Linked DNA regions of Mus musculus: regions 1 and 3 are each linked to region 2. A link is a loop called in an ENCODE intact Hi-C map of the cell type or tissue named here. Cell type or tissue: left cerebral cortex. All regions are shown on one strand. Region 1 overlaps Atp13a4 (ATPase type 13A4). Region 2 overlaps Atp13a4 (ATPase type 13A4). Region 3 has its middle 19 kb from the start of Opa1.

Region 1 (2,500 bases), 83 kb before region 2:
CACATTGTATTCATTTTCATCAAGATTGTTTTCATTGGAAGTAAGACAGAAGGGGAGAGGAACACAGAGTTGTCTGGTGATTAAGTTTTGAGTCTCTGACTGTATGGGAAGTTATGTCCATAACTCCCATTTCAACAGGTCTGTGAGAAGACTAGAGTTTTCTCTGGGTGGAAGAACTGAACGCGAAAGTCAAGGCAGCTGCATGCTGGGTCTTTGCTTCTCACAATCTTGTTGGGACTGCTCAGAAGGGAAGACACATAACACAAATATTAACAATTATCAGCCTCCACTCATTTCATTTCATCAAAAGAGTCACTGCTGTAGGGACTGGTTGCAGAAAACTGCGAGCTTCATCATCTGTTTCATTTGAGACGTTCCCCGGAATCTTGAGCTCTGTAAGAAAACCAAAGATGAGTCTGTTCTTGGTGAATCCAAAGTGATATTTCTCAATTACAATGTAATCAAGAGAGAGTCAGAGATGTGCAGTTCTGTGTAATAAGGTCTTTGTGCTAATTGTGTAAGCATAGCCTTATGCCAGTAATGATGCAATTAAAATGTGAGAGTGTGAAGCTCTCTCTATAATAGCATTTTACCTTCCTCGAATTAATATACAAATAACAAACCCGAAAGATATTTACTTGAAATGTTTTCTTGGTTAATTGCTCAAGTCCTGACTATTAAATTCTTTGTTCTAAAACTGGTCTTTCAAGTTTAATCTGCTTACCTGTTTCTATAGCAACAACTTTTTTTTTTTCTTTTTGACATTCTGGAATAGATCCCATCTATCAAAGCTCTGGAAAAAAATATTATAAAGGACTAATGGGTGCCTTAATTCAGCTGGCTTTCTTAACCTTGTCTTTCCTTCTTTCAGATGTAACTATCAATAACAGTTGCTTTCAAGACTCTAACCAAATGTCACCACAAATGACTTCCTGGCCTCATGTTGACTCATGCTTCCTAAGTATTTCCTTGAGAGACTGAAGTTGGGTCCTAATGTTGAATGCATTTACCAGAAGGCAGGGACTTCTTGCATGCTCTCTTCCTTTCTCATTTGTAATCACATACTTTCCCCTCTCTCTTCATCTTATCTGAAATACCATTATGAGTCTCCTATATTCTTGAAGGCTTGCTCCCTCCTCCCTAGCCTAATGAATGCTCTAGGTGAGGCAGTCTTGCTACTATACTAGTTCATCTTTGTTACAGAACCACCAACGACATCAGGGGTCAGCCCGGTTTTGTATTCAGCTGGAGGCTCAGTTGAGTGCCTTGGATGGGGAAGGGACAGATTTGACTCACCAAATCTGAGTAGGCTCAGCAGAGGTGCAGCATTAGTATTCGCTCCTTGTCCTGTTACGACGACTGCTGAATCCTGGCTACCTGCCTGGTACTGCACTGTGTTTCTTGCTACACTGGTCCTCTCTTGTGGTGGTAAACTTCAAAAGTTGTGTATCATATCTATCTGTCTGTTTATCTATCTATCTACCTATCTACCTATCTACCTATCTATCTATCTATCTATCTATCTATCTATCTATCTATCTATCTATCTATCTATCTATCATTTATTTTTGTTTTGCGTGATGGTATACAATGTGTTTTCATGGTTATTTAGTTTCCACCATAGCCCGGTGGGGTTGATGAGGAGAGGCATTTCCAAGGCACTTATCCAAGGTTGCCGCAGTCTAAGAGCTGGAGCATCGCATATGTTAGGCTAAGTAGGTTGACCTGTGTCTCTGTGTCTGAAAGCTGTCCACTGATGCCTTTTTCTTACTGGGGACACTATATTTTTAATAGAACATATTTCTTCTCCTAAGAAAGTAAGGCTAAGGAGAATGTCTGATCTTAGCTCCCCTAAGGTTTGCTGTTTTATAGATTTTACATTTATTTGCTTAGTAGATTTGTCTCCTCTGACTTGTAAGCTAATCCCTTTTAGAAAGCTAACGTTGTCTAAAAATGTGACATACCAAAGTGTTTGCAGATTCTTTGTAACACCACAAATGTGGGTATTTCCAACTGTAATTCTTCTAATGATAGAAATGGCTTCAAATTTCAATACAAACTTAACAATCTGGGATTTAGCTCTCATATAAAAGAACTGAGAATGGCTAGAATTATCTTTCAGTCTAGAACTGAAGAAGCAGGAGCTATAGAGCAATTGTAGGTTACCTGAATATTGCCATCAAGCAAAAATAAGACACCGAAGGAAGGAAAACCCTGCCAGAGGATAAGAAAGTGTCCATTAGAGAAAGCTTAACCAGACACTGCTAGAAAGGCCTCCAACGGGGTCTAGAGTTCCTGCTCTGGCCTTGGACTAGCCACTTGTCTGTTCAAGCCTCAGTTTCCTTATCTATAAAAAAGGAGTGGTCCTTTCTAGCCTATCTGTCTCACGGGGTTCTAGGAGGACTAACTGAGAGCATCAATGTGGAAATGTTTTGAGCAGGAATGATTTTGGGGGCTCATGAGCTGTTACTGTTAAACAAAGGTAGGAGCCTTACACCAC
Region 2 (2,500 bases):
CTCCTCCTCCTCCTCCTCCTCCTCCTCCTCCTCCTCCTCCTCCTCCTCCTCCTCCTCCTCCTTCTTCTTCTTCTCTCTCTCTCTCTCTCTCTCTCTCTCTCTCTCTCTCTCTCTCTCTCTCTCTCTCTCTCTCTCCCCCCACCCTGGCTTTAATTACCGCATACAAGCTGGTGATCTCTGACCAAATGTCCTAATTGAAGGCCTCATACAATCACCAGGTCCTAATAGTTATCCACCGTGCACAGGCCTTTCAATGTGGTTCTTCCACAGTGAGCTCCAGTCCACAGCGACCCGAAGGCAACTTCTGATCTTCTTAGAATCCTTACTTTATTTCATTACTGTGGCCTGCCCTCTGCTCAGGCTCCAAGCCAGGGACCAGGAAGCTGTTTTGGGTTTCTCCTCTACTTTGTGATTGGCTGGTACAAAACTCCCTTGACTTTTGTATCATCTTAACCTTCCTATTCCTTGAACACCCTCTCTACTGCCACTTGATCTGCTTTATTTCCAGTCTCATCACCTTCAGCTATGACTTTTGTTGTCACTTCCCAGCTAGCCATCCACCTACTACCTTCACGAGACTTTAACTCATTTCTTGTATCCTGGGCAGAGAATTTTGTCTTACAAGTAACTGTAATTATTCTAGAAACTGAAGCAGCTAACCATCTCCCTGACACCTGATACCAGGGCCTACAGAAAAAAATTAAACATTTAGCTGCATCACACTTGGGTTCTCTATGATGGAGCATCTGCCTAGGCCTTATGGCTTCGCTCTCCCTACATCCCACACTCTACAACTACACAGCTTGCTCTTTTATAAATGTCTTTCTCCAACCTACTTGAATGTCTATGTTTAACCTAAAATAATATAGTATTTATAATATGACATTTTACATATTTGGTTACATGTTGCTCTCCCCTTCTGAAATACAGAGCTCTCCACAACCAGCACCTTTGCTTGTCTTGTTCCCAATGCCTAGGCTGCTTTGCGGTCATAGTAGGTTCCTGCTGATGTTCTGTGACACATGAGAGTGTAGGAGTGATTTGCACAGGAAAGGCACTCCACCCCACAAAGTAAGATTGATTTTTTTTCCTACAGGAGAAAGCATTCCTGTCACTAAAACTCCACTATCCCAGACAGCTAGTTCTGTGCCCTGGAAGATGCAGTCTGAAGCAGATCCCAGGCGGCATGTTCTCTTCTGTGGTACGGAGGTGATCCAGGCCAAGGCAGCTGGCTCTGGGGCTGTAAGAGCCGTGGTCCTGCAGACAGGTGAGCATCTTCTGGGTAGGTCGTTTGTAATGATGCCTGCCCACTTAGTGTGCCCATTACCTTAAATGTATTGGGCCAGGATCAACCATTGGATAGCACCACAAATACATGTAAGTCTGTGTATTTTAAATGTTGACTTGCTGATTGACGGTGGCCTGTGCATCTCAGTAAATATAGCGGCACATATTGCAATAACCACTGTTTATGTGCTTTGCAGTTTATAAACTCTTTCTGGAGACTGAGCCAGCAGTAAAGATGCTTATTGCCTCCCCCACCCCCATTGTGTACACAAAGAGTCTGAAACTACATAAGCCAAGTGGACAGTTGCAGAATGATAAGCTAATACCTGAGAAAGCTGGGCCAGAAACTCAGCATTTCTGAGCAGAATCCCAAGTTCATTCCATGTAGGAAGGATGAAACTAAAAACGTAGTAGTAAAAGCTATTAGAAAAATGAGTGCATCAGTTTTTACCGGGCCTCTTCATTTTACTCCAGCAAAGGATCCTATATGTGTGTGAGAGCACATTCACCAGCCACGTCTTTAAAAGTAACTTGTGCTCTGCCCGGAGTATGGCTCCCATCTCTGGTATGCACTGAACCTGGAAGTAGAGGGGGAAGAAAGCCAGGGAGAGTACTAGGCTCTGAGGAAGGTGATGCTATTCCTGTCTACCCTGATGCACTGTTCTAGTTATCTAACATTGTGTTTAGGTTTAAGATTCAGGTTTAGACTCTTGAGAGTGGTGGTTCTCAACCTTTCTAATGCTACGGCCACTTAATACAGTTCCTCACGTTGTGGTGACCTCCCAACCATAAAGTTATTTCACTGCTAATTTATAACTGTAATTTTGCTACTGTTAAGAATTGTAATGTCAAGACTTCTGGAGACAGAGGTTTGCCAAAAGAGATTGTGACCCACAGGTTGAGAAACACTGCTCTAGCAAAAACCAAGGCAATGTAGATGTTTAGCTTACCAGCAGTAAGGTTTGTTATCCTGAAAGTGTGGGACATCTGTTTGTTATTTCAGGATTCAACACTGCAAAGGGGGACCTCGTGAGATCCATCCTGTACCCGAAGCCCATGAACTTCAAGCTCTACAGGGATGCCATCAGGTTTCTCCTTTGCCTTGTAGGGACAGCCACCATTGGCATGGTCTATACTCTGTGTGTCTATGTGCTCAGTGGGGTAAGCTGCCTTTGTATTCTTACACACACACATACAGACAGACAGACACACA
Region 3 (2,500 bases), 100 kb before region 2:
ACTGTTTTCTGGGATTTTGTTGGTTTGTCCCTTTTTTCTTTTTAAACTTTTTACTGGTGTGTCGTCCTCAATGTTGTTCAAATTACTGAAGAACCTAGGAAGGTTGTTTCTGCTATTGATGGATAGTATGCTGCTATGGCTGGTCTTTTAAAAAAGATTTTATTTATTTTATGTACATGAGTACACTGTCTCTGTCTTCAGACACAGCAGAAGAAGGCCTCAGATTCTGTTATAGACAGTTGTAAGCCAACATGTGGATGCTGGGAATTGAACTCAGGATGCCTGGAAGAGCAGTCCGTGCTCTTAACCCCTGAGCCATCTCTCCAGCCTGGATGGTCTTTTATATAAATGTATACATATGCATACTACTTGAAGTTTTGGAAACTGTAGTTGTGCTGTCAACTCTGGAAAAAAGTATCCCTGTTTCAGGTCTTGAGCTAATATTGTACAGAAAGTAGCATCTACATAAGTCTAAACATTAAATGTAGTCTCCTCCCATTTTCACAAGATTGACCCTTTAAATATATAAGGTCATATCTATGTGGGTATGCATACAGAAACCAATAAAGTTTTCTGTAAATCATGAAGGAGAAGAAAACACAAATGTCATAGGACACACCTTTTCTGTTCCCATATTTTATGGAAATTTCAAGAGGTAGAAATTTTTTTTAAAAGACAGATACACAATCAACGTCAAGTTTGCTGACATTGTCAAATTGTTCTGTGGAGCCAGGGTACCTCACTGCCAAAATCCCTTTTGTGCATAGACGTGTGCCTAGTCTGGCTTCTTTAGAAACCACTCATGAAAATAAGGTTCCTGCATAGAACAAACTGCAGTGTGGTCCCAGCAGACCACAGGTTCCGAGTATATATTGAAAAAAAAAATTTTTTTTTTAAAGGAAGTCTATGGGAAGTTTAGTCACAAAATGTAGATGGAGCATTATGCCACTAGGGGGCGAAGTTATCTCAGTAAACCGTTGGCTAAAAAACCCGAGTCTTTAAGGCAAATCTAAACCTATGTGCTCACATTGGCACCAGTCTGGTTGTTTTAACGAGTTATACTGTAGTTACTGTAACGGTGCATCCTATCCATGAGGCATTTAGCTAAACTTGTTGTTTAATAATTAATAAGAATAGTTTTAGTCTTTCTAAAAAGAAGTGATAAAGATAGTTCAGAGTGTTCCTGTGGACTCCCAGTCTGTCCTGTTGCTATCTTATAGCACGGTCAGCACCAGTAACGAGCCAGTCCTGATAAGGTAATACTAACTAAACGCCTCTATCTGTTTGGCCTTTGAAAGCGAATGCCCGTCCAGCTGACCGCAGCACACTGCCTTGCTGTGCTTTTCCTTTGGCCCCAGGCAAACTGTAACATTTTCTCAGCTCCTCTGTGTTCCTGCCGATCTTGGTGACTTCGATTGGATACTTCACACACTAGCGTTCGGTTTGCATTTGCCTGACTTGCACAGCATTCTGGGATTTGGAGCACAGATCATCAAAGAACAAAGGGCTATTCTTTCTGACTTATCTGCATGACATAACAGTTTTGACTTCTAACCTTGATCGCTTCGCTGAGAAACTCTTGGCAGGCTTCTCCACCGACCTATATTTTATACTGTTTGGGAGAGAGTCACTATGTACAGATCACAGGAAGAAATAGAGTTGTGCTGTCCTTGAAGGGGCACCACCTGGCTTATCTGGAGCTCCTCTGGATGGATTTATCCACTCTCGTCACCTGTTTATGTGCAGTATTATTGACATCAGCATGGACTTATGGGCATATTTTATGCTTTGCTTTTTCAGCTGTGTCTGGCAAAGTTTCGTTCATTTTTAGTGCTAAGAGCTACCACAGCAGAGAGTTCCTACATGGCTGCCACTGTGCTAAGCAGTCTGTATATCATATATAACATCTCATTTCATTCATCAACTATTCCGAGGGGAGACATATCCTTTTGTGTAACCTTCCTAGTGCCGAAACCCTTTAACAAAGTTCCTCATGTTGGGGTGACTCTCAAAATCAATTTTTTTCCTTGCTACTACACAACTGCTTTTGCTACAGTTATGAAGCATAATGTAAATATCTGATATGCAGAATACACGCTATGCGATCCTTGAAGAAAGGTCATTTGATCCCCAGAGGGGTCGTGACCCACAGGTTGAGAACCCCTGCTGTAGTTCCAAGGAAAAAGCTTGCAGCTGATAGAGGTGAGCTGATTCCTTGGGCCATGCTGGTGCTAACTAACCAGGATACAAGCACTATCTAGCTTAAGTTCAAAGCCTGCACATCTCATGGTCTTTGTTAGAGACCAGGACGTGCAGCCAGTGTGAGTGGGGTTGGGGTGGAGGATGGTAAGATTTGCATAGCTGAAGACTGGTTGCTTGAGGCCTGGAACCCAACCCTTTCTCCTTGCACTTTCTTCACTAACAACTTATTAACTTACTATTTCCGTTTGTCAGATATAAACGGTTCCAAGATCAATAGAAATTGTATTGATATCTTGAT

Evidence for each region. A loop is a pair of places that touch in the nucleus more often than their neighbours do. Peaks named below come from ENCODE experiments on the same cell type or tissue, not always from the same donor. Only the 100,000 strongest peaks of a DNase experiment are listed, where the experiment ranks them.
Region 1: it touches region 2 in a loop (2.3-fold over the local background); 11 of 42 quality-filtered maps call a loop at or near these places.
Region 3: a loop joins it to region 2, with 3 times the contacts of the local background. A loop is called at or near these places in 23 of 42 quality-filtered maps.

The regions. Positions count from the first base shown.
Region 1 is chr16:29,538,565-29,541,064 of GRCm38, reverse strand. All of the region lies in intron 1 of Atp13a4 (ATPase type 13A4), which reads left to right. Among named protein-coding and RNA genes, the nearest start is that of Atp13a4, 1.7 kb to the left of the region's middle. In left cerebral cortex, no CTCF peak of the experiment used is centred here; a DNase peak (open chromatin) is centred at 1,354; H3K4me3 peaks cover 795 bases; H3K27ac peaks cover 643 bases.
Region 2 is chr16:29,455,315-29,457,814 of GRCm38, reverse strand. It overlaps Atp13a4 (ATPase type 13A4), which reads left to right. Exons shown (of 30, transcript NM_001164612.1): 10 at 1,097-1,267; 11 at 2,291-2,448. Among named protein-coding and RNA genes, the nearest start is that of Atp13a5, 78 kb to the right of the region's middle. In left cerebral cortex, no CTCF peak of the experiment used is centred here; DNase peaks (open chromatin) are centred at 784 and 989; H3K27ac peaks cover 210 bases.
Region 3 is chr16:29,559,501-29,562,000 of GRCm38, reverse strand. No RefSeq gene overlaps it. Among named protein-coding and RNA genes, the nearest start is that of Opa1, 19 kb to the left of the region's middle. In left cerebral cortex, a CTCF peak has its summit at 944 (motif pointing right); DNase peaks (open chromatin) are centred at 975 and 1,402; H3K4me3 peaks cover 434 bases.